Linked DNA regions of Homo sapiens: region 1 is linked to region 2. Evidence: chromatin loops called from intact Hi-C (ENCODE). Cell type or tissue: gastrocnemius medialis. All regions are shown on one strand. Region 1 overlaps ELAPOR1 (endosome-lysosome associated apoptosis and autophagy regulator 1). Region 2 has its middle 9.2 kb from the start of TMEM167B.

Region 1 (2,500 bases), 50 kb after region 2:
CAAGCAATGTCCTTGGAGAGTTTTGCATAGGCCACAACCTAGATTGCCTGGTTCTGACATGTATGATTAAAAGCTCAGGTGAAAAACATTTAATAGAACATTTTGGTCTCATTAAAAAGTGATAGAAGCACATCTTCAGAATATAACTTCATAAAGCCCTGCCTTGTAGACAGATGTGTGTGCTATATTCTTTCCTACTAGAAAGAGATTGGAATTTATAAAGGGACATTTTGTTTCTTGGTGACAAAGCCATTTCAATCCTAGGGATATTTACAACCAGTACTGAAAAACCCTCTGCACCTGAGGGACTGGCCGCAGTTACAGACTGTCATAAATGTCAGCGACCAGGGTTTCTCTTGGAGAGATTAGCTCTGGGGAGTTGCTAGGGGAGAAAAAGTGGAAAAAGGACAGGTGTTGCTCCATATGTATGAGAAGACTGGGATTAGAGAAGAGGGCGCGTCGGGCAGGCAGTAAACATGACAGGGGAAACTGAGGAGGGGCTAACTGCTGAGGATTATCACATCTAGGCCAGAAATGTCAGCGGGGCTCCTTTCTCTCAGCTGGGAGAACACGTGGGTGCTCCCTCATAAACCCTCTTCAGGCAGGGTTAGAGCAGTAGCTTTTTTTTTTTTAACCAGTTTACAAAGAGCTTGCCTAAACATAATGCCCTAATCATCCAGAGAAATCAGTGTTACTCAGTTTTGTGGGGGAGAGCTACTGAACTATTTAATCATCTTAGCAGGGTGTTACCCTCCCTGTTTATAGACAAGGGAGATTGAATGACTGTCCCCGGTCATGCAGCATGGGGTGGCAGGATAAAAGCAGGGTCTAGACCTTTTGGCTGTAATCCCAGCACCCGCACAGCTCCCGAGCTGTTCTAGGGCCACACCCTGGCCCACCATTCAGTCATTCAACAAATACTTATTGAAAGCTACTATGTCAGGTGCTGTTCTGGGTGTCTGGGCCACATCCATGGATAAAAACAAAGATCTGTGTTCTGAAGACACTTACATTTGATCTGGAATGGGGACGGGGCAGAAATAGACAATAAACACAGCAAATAGTAAAGGTATAAAGTGTGTGTTTGAAGGTGGTAAGTGCTATGGAAAAAAATTCAAAGTCATCCCAGATTTGAAGGATCAATGGATCGTTGAGAGGGGGGAGCCAATTGCTATTGTCAACAGGGAGCTCGAGGTGGAAGGGATAATATTGGCAACACTTCAGGAGGCTTTTGTGAGGGCTAAAGGGGAAGAAGATGCAGGTACAGTGCCGGGCCCCGAGCCTGGCACATGGATGCTTAGAGGTGCTCACTAGGGTGGCTGTTATTACTGCCGCAGTCCTGTCTCCCTCACGGGACTGGTCAGTGTTTTCCAAGAACCCTCATGCCAAGGTTCAGCCTAAAATAGACAGGCAGCTTAAATTACTCACAGACTGGACAACGTGGTCAAGGTCCTGCCTGGCCCAGAGCGTGGTGATACAAACTACCCCAGGTCCGTGTGGAGGCCACTGTCTGCTTTGTGTGATATGTCCATAGCTAAGCCAGTGGGGTAGGCCCTGCCAGGGGGACCAGTTGCTGTCTCTGCGGTTTATGATCAAAATAGAAGCTGGAAAGCCAGAGTAGAATAGAGCAATGCTGAAAGAAAGGGCAGTGTAAGGCCAGGGTTCCCCCAGACTCCTGTAGACTGGGAGCCCCTGCACCCCAGCACTGTGTTGCTAGGCGACGGTCCAGGGATTGAGGACGGCCAGCAAAGGCCGGCAGGACTGGGGTCCATTTGCTTCTTCGACTGCTGCTGGGTCTGGTGCTTGCTCTGGGGGAGAGGAGGTCTTAATTGTAGGCAGAGGAAGCAACTAATTACGTGGGATGACTAAAGTCACCCTTGACCCTATGCGTCTGCCTCGGTGTCTGCAGTTTTACCTTTAGCAACTCGTTCAAGTCAAGACTCTGGCATCCTAACATTTTTGGTGTGTGAAATTTTTGGTTCAAACAAAATTTTAACTTAGAAGCATGAACAAGAAAAAGATATTTTAAAATATTGCTCCATTAATGGGGGACTCTCTACTTCCCCCTTCGAAGGGGCTGGCTTTCTTCTAAAACCCTAGACTCTGGAGCATAATTTGAAAATCAGTGGGTTAAAGTATTGCAGCCACCCTGTTAAAAAGTAAACAGCCTTGGTTTGATAAAATATTAAGCTATTTTAAAATTACTGATACATGATGGCAGGTGGCAATGTTTTCCTGTGTAGGGAGGAGGAGGGGGATAATAGACTCCTTAGAGGATCTGAAGTCATACAATGGACCCACTGCCCAGAAAAATGCACATATCTGAAATTCTGCATCTGGCCGTATATGGGCAATGATCCATGGGCCATAGGTTAAGGACCCCTGTCTTGTGGGATATTTGTTTATGTGATTTACTTTCAAATGGGGTAAATATTTAAGGCTTGGAGCACAGAAGAATGAGTTTTGAAAAGGGGAGGAAGGAGAAGAAGAGCTAGAGAAT
Region 2 (2,500 bases):
TTCTCCCTAGGGAGAAGGGGCTACTGGGGAAGCTGATGCTCCCCATGGTAATGACCAGAGATTGATGTCTTCTTGGAAAAGAAGTCACTCACCTATGAATATCCTGAAGTTGAATCATATTTAAAAAGGGCTGGGCGCGGTGGCTCATGCCTGTAATCCCAGCACTTTGGGAGGCCGAGGCAGGCAGATCACCTGAGGTCGGGGGTTCGAGACCAGCCTGACCAACATGGAGAAACTCTAACTCTACTAAAAATACAAAATTAGCAGGGCGTGGTGGCACATGCCTGTAATCCCAGCTACTTGGGAGGCTGAGGCAGGAGAATTGCTTGAACCCGGGAGGCGGAGGTTTCGGTGAACCGAGATCACGCCATGGCACTCCAGCCCAGGCAACAAGAACGAAACTCCGTCTCAAAAAAATTTAAGGCCGGGCGCGGTGGCTCACACCTGTAATCCCAGCACTTTGGGAGTCTGAGGCGGGCGGATCACCTGAGGTCAAGAGTTCAGGACCAGCCTGGCCAACACGGTGAAACCCCAAGTCTACTAAAAATACAAAAATTAGCCGGGCGTGGTGGCGGGCGTCTGTAATCCCAGCTACTTGGGAGGCTGAGGCAGAAGAATCGCTCGAACACAGGAGGTGGAGGTTGCAGTGAACCGAGATCGCACCACTGCACTCCAGCCTGGGTGACAGAGCTGGACTCCGTCTATAAAAAAAAGAAAGAAATTGGGCCGGGCGCAGTGGCTCACGCCTGTGATCCCAGCACTGTGGGAGGCCAAGGCGGGCGGATCACGAGGTCAGCAGTTCGAGATCAGCGTGGCCAACATGATGAAACCCTATCTCTACTAAAAATACATAAATTAGCCAGGCATAGTGGCGGACCCCTGTAATCCCAGCTACTCCGGAGGCTGAGGCAGGAGAATTACTTGAACCCGGGAGGCAGAGGTTGCAGTGAGCCGAGACCGTGCCATTGCACTGCAGCCTGGGCGACAGAGCGAGTCTCCATTTCAAAAAGAAAGAAAGAAATTGAAGACAAATTAAAGTCACGATCACAGAAAAACTAAAGATATGTATATAACTATGTAGTTATACAAAGGTCAAAAGGCTAAGTGCCGTGGCCATCGCCTGTGGTCCCAGCTACTCAGGAGGCTGAGGTGGGAGGATCACTTGATCTAGGAGCAATGAGCCGTGTTCGCGCTACTGCACTCCAGCCTGGGCGACACAGCAAGAACGGGTCTCCAAAAAAAAAAAACCACGATTCTGTAAGGTGGAAATTAGTACTGCCTTTTCCTGGGACCTATGTTCCCCTCCGAGCCACGCGAGGGCAGCAACGCGCGCACTCTGAGGAACACCCCCTTCCTCAGGACTCGTCCGCCTGTGCTCGGTGGTTTCTCCCAGAATCCTCCAAGGCGCGGGAGGGGGCGGAGAGCTTAAAAGTCGCGGGGGGAGCGGACTTCCGCTGTTTTAGGGAGGGAGAGCGGCCTGGGTCCTGGGTGTTGTGTGCGGAGCTGTGGCGTCGCGTGTGAGGCGCGTGCAGGGTGAGTGTGAGTGGACGCGTGAGTGTGTGAGTGTGCGCGCTTGGAGCGTGTTAGGCGAGTGCGTGCGCCCACCCCTGCGCCCCTCCTCCCGCTTACACTTTGATCTTATTTGATCGGATCGTGACCCCAGCCCCGCCGGGCCGACCCGAAATGAAAAGCTCTCCTCCTGCGAAGCCCCCTCGGGGCGCTGTGCAGCGAGGCCCCTTAGGCGGCGGCCACGCTGTGGTCCCCGAGGTCCCGGAGCTGGCCCTGCGGGGCCCGGCGCTCAGAAGTGATGAATTGATCAGATAGACGAGGCCGGGCTTGTCCCCGGCCACTGATTATCGAGGCGATTCTGATCTGGGCACGGCCACCGGGCTGCGGGCTGCCGGTGGCGTAGGGGCGAGCACGTGAACGGCGGCGGCGGGCGGGGATGCTGAGCGCGGTGGCCAAGGGTAAATGAGCCGCTGCCCCTCCCCCTGGAGCTGGAAGGTCGCGGAGGCCTTTTTGGCCGCTGATATACTTTCCTCCCACTTTCCCATTTCTCCTTGTTTTTCTTTTTTCTTTTGTTCCTTTTTTTTTTTTTTTGAGACAGGGTCTTGCTCTGTCGCCCAGACTGGAGTGCAGAACCGCAATATCGGCTCACTGCAACTTCGACCTCCTTGGCTCAAGCGATCCTCACATCTCTGTCTCCCGAATAGGTGGAACTACAGGCGCGCGTCACCACGCTCGGCTAATTTTTGTATCTTTTGGTAGAGACGGGGTTTCACCATGTTTTGCCAGGCTGGTCTCGAACTCCAGCCTCAAGTGATCCGCCCGCCTCGGCTTCCCAAAGTGCTGGGATTACAGGCATGAGCCACCGCGCCCGGCCCCTTTTTTAGTTTTTCTTTCTTTCTTTTTTTTTTTTGAAACGGTCTCACTCTGTTTCTCAGGCTGGAGTGCAGTGGCGCAATCATAGTTCACTGCAGTCTCGACCTCCCAGGCTCAA

Evidence for each region. Peaks named below come from ENCODE experiments on the same cell type or tissue, not always from the same donor. Only the 100,000 strongest peaks of a DNase experiment are listed, where the experiment ranks them.
Region 1: it touches region 2 in a loop (2.4-fold over the local background); 5 of 110 quality-filtered maps call a loop at or near these places.

The regions. Positions count from the first base shown.
Region 1 is chr1:109,148,686-109,151,185 of GRCh38, forward strand. All of the region lies in intron 1 of ELAPOR1 (endosome-lysosome associated apoptosis and autophagy regulator 1), which reads left to right. Among named protein-coding and RNA genes, the nearest start is that of ELAPOR1, 36 kb to the left of the region's middle. In gastrocnemius medialis, no CTCF peak of the experiment used is centred here; a DNase peak (open chromatin) is centred at 1,366; H3K27ac peaks cover 2,500 bases.
Region 2 is chr1:109,098,737-109,101,236 of GRCh38, forward strand. It overlaps SCARNA2. Among named protein-coding and RNA genes, the nearest start is that of TMEM167B, 9.2 kb to the left of the region's middle. RefSeq lists enhancers at 219-978, 979-1,738, 2,499-2,500. In gastrocnemius medialis, a CTCF peak has its summit at 1,302 (motif pointing right); DNase peaks (open chromatin) are centred at 1,405, 1,965 and 2,475; H3K4me3 peaks cover 1,717 bases; H3K27ac peaks cover 1,793 bases.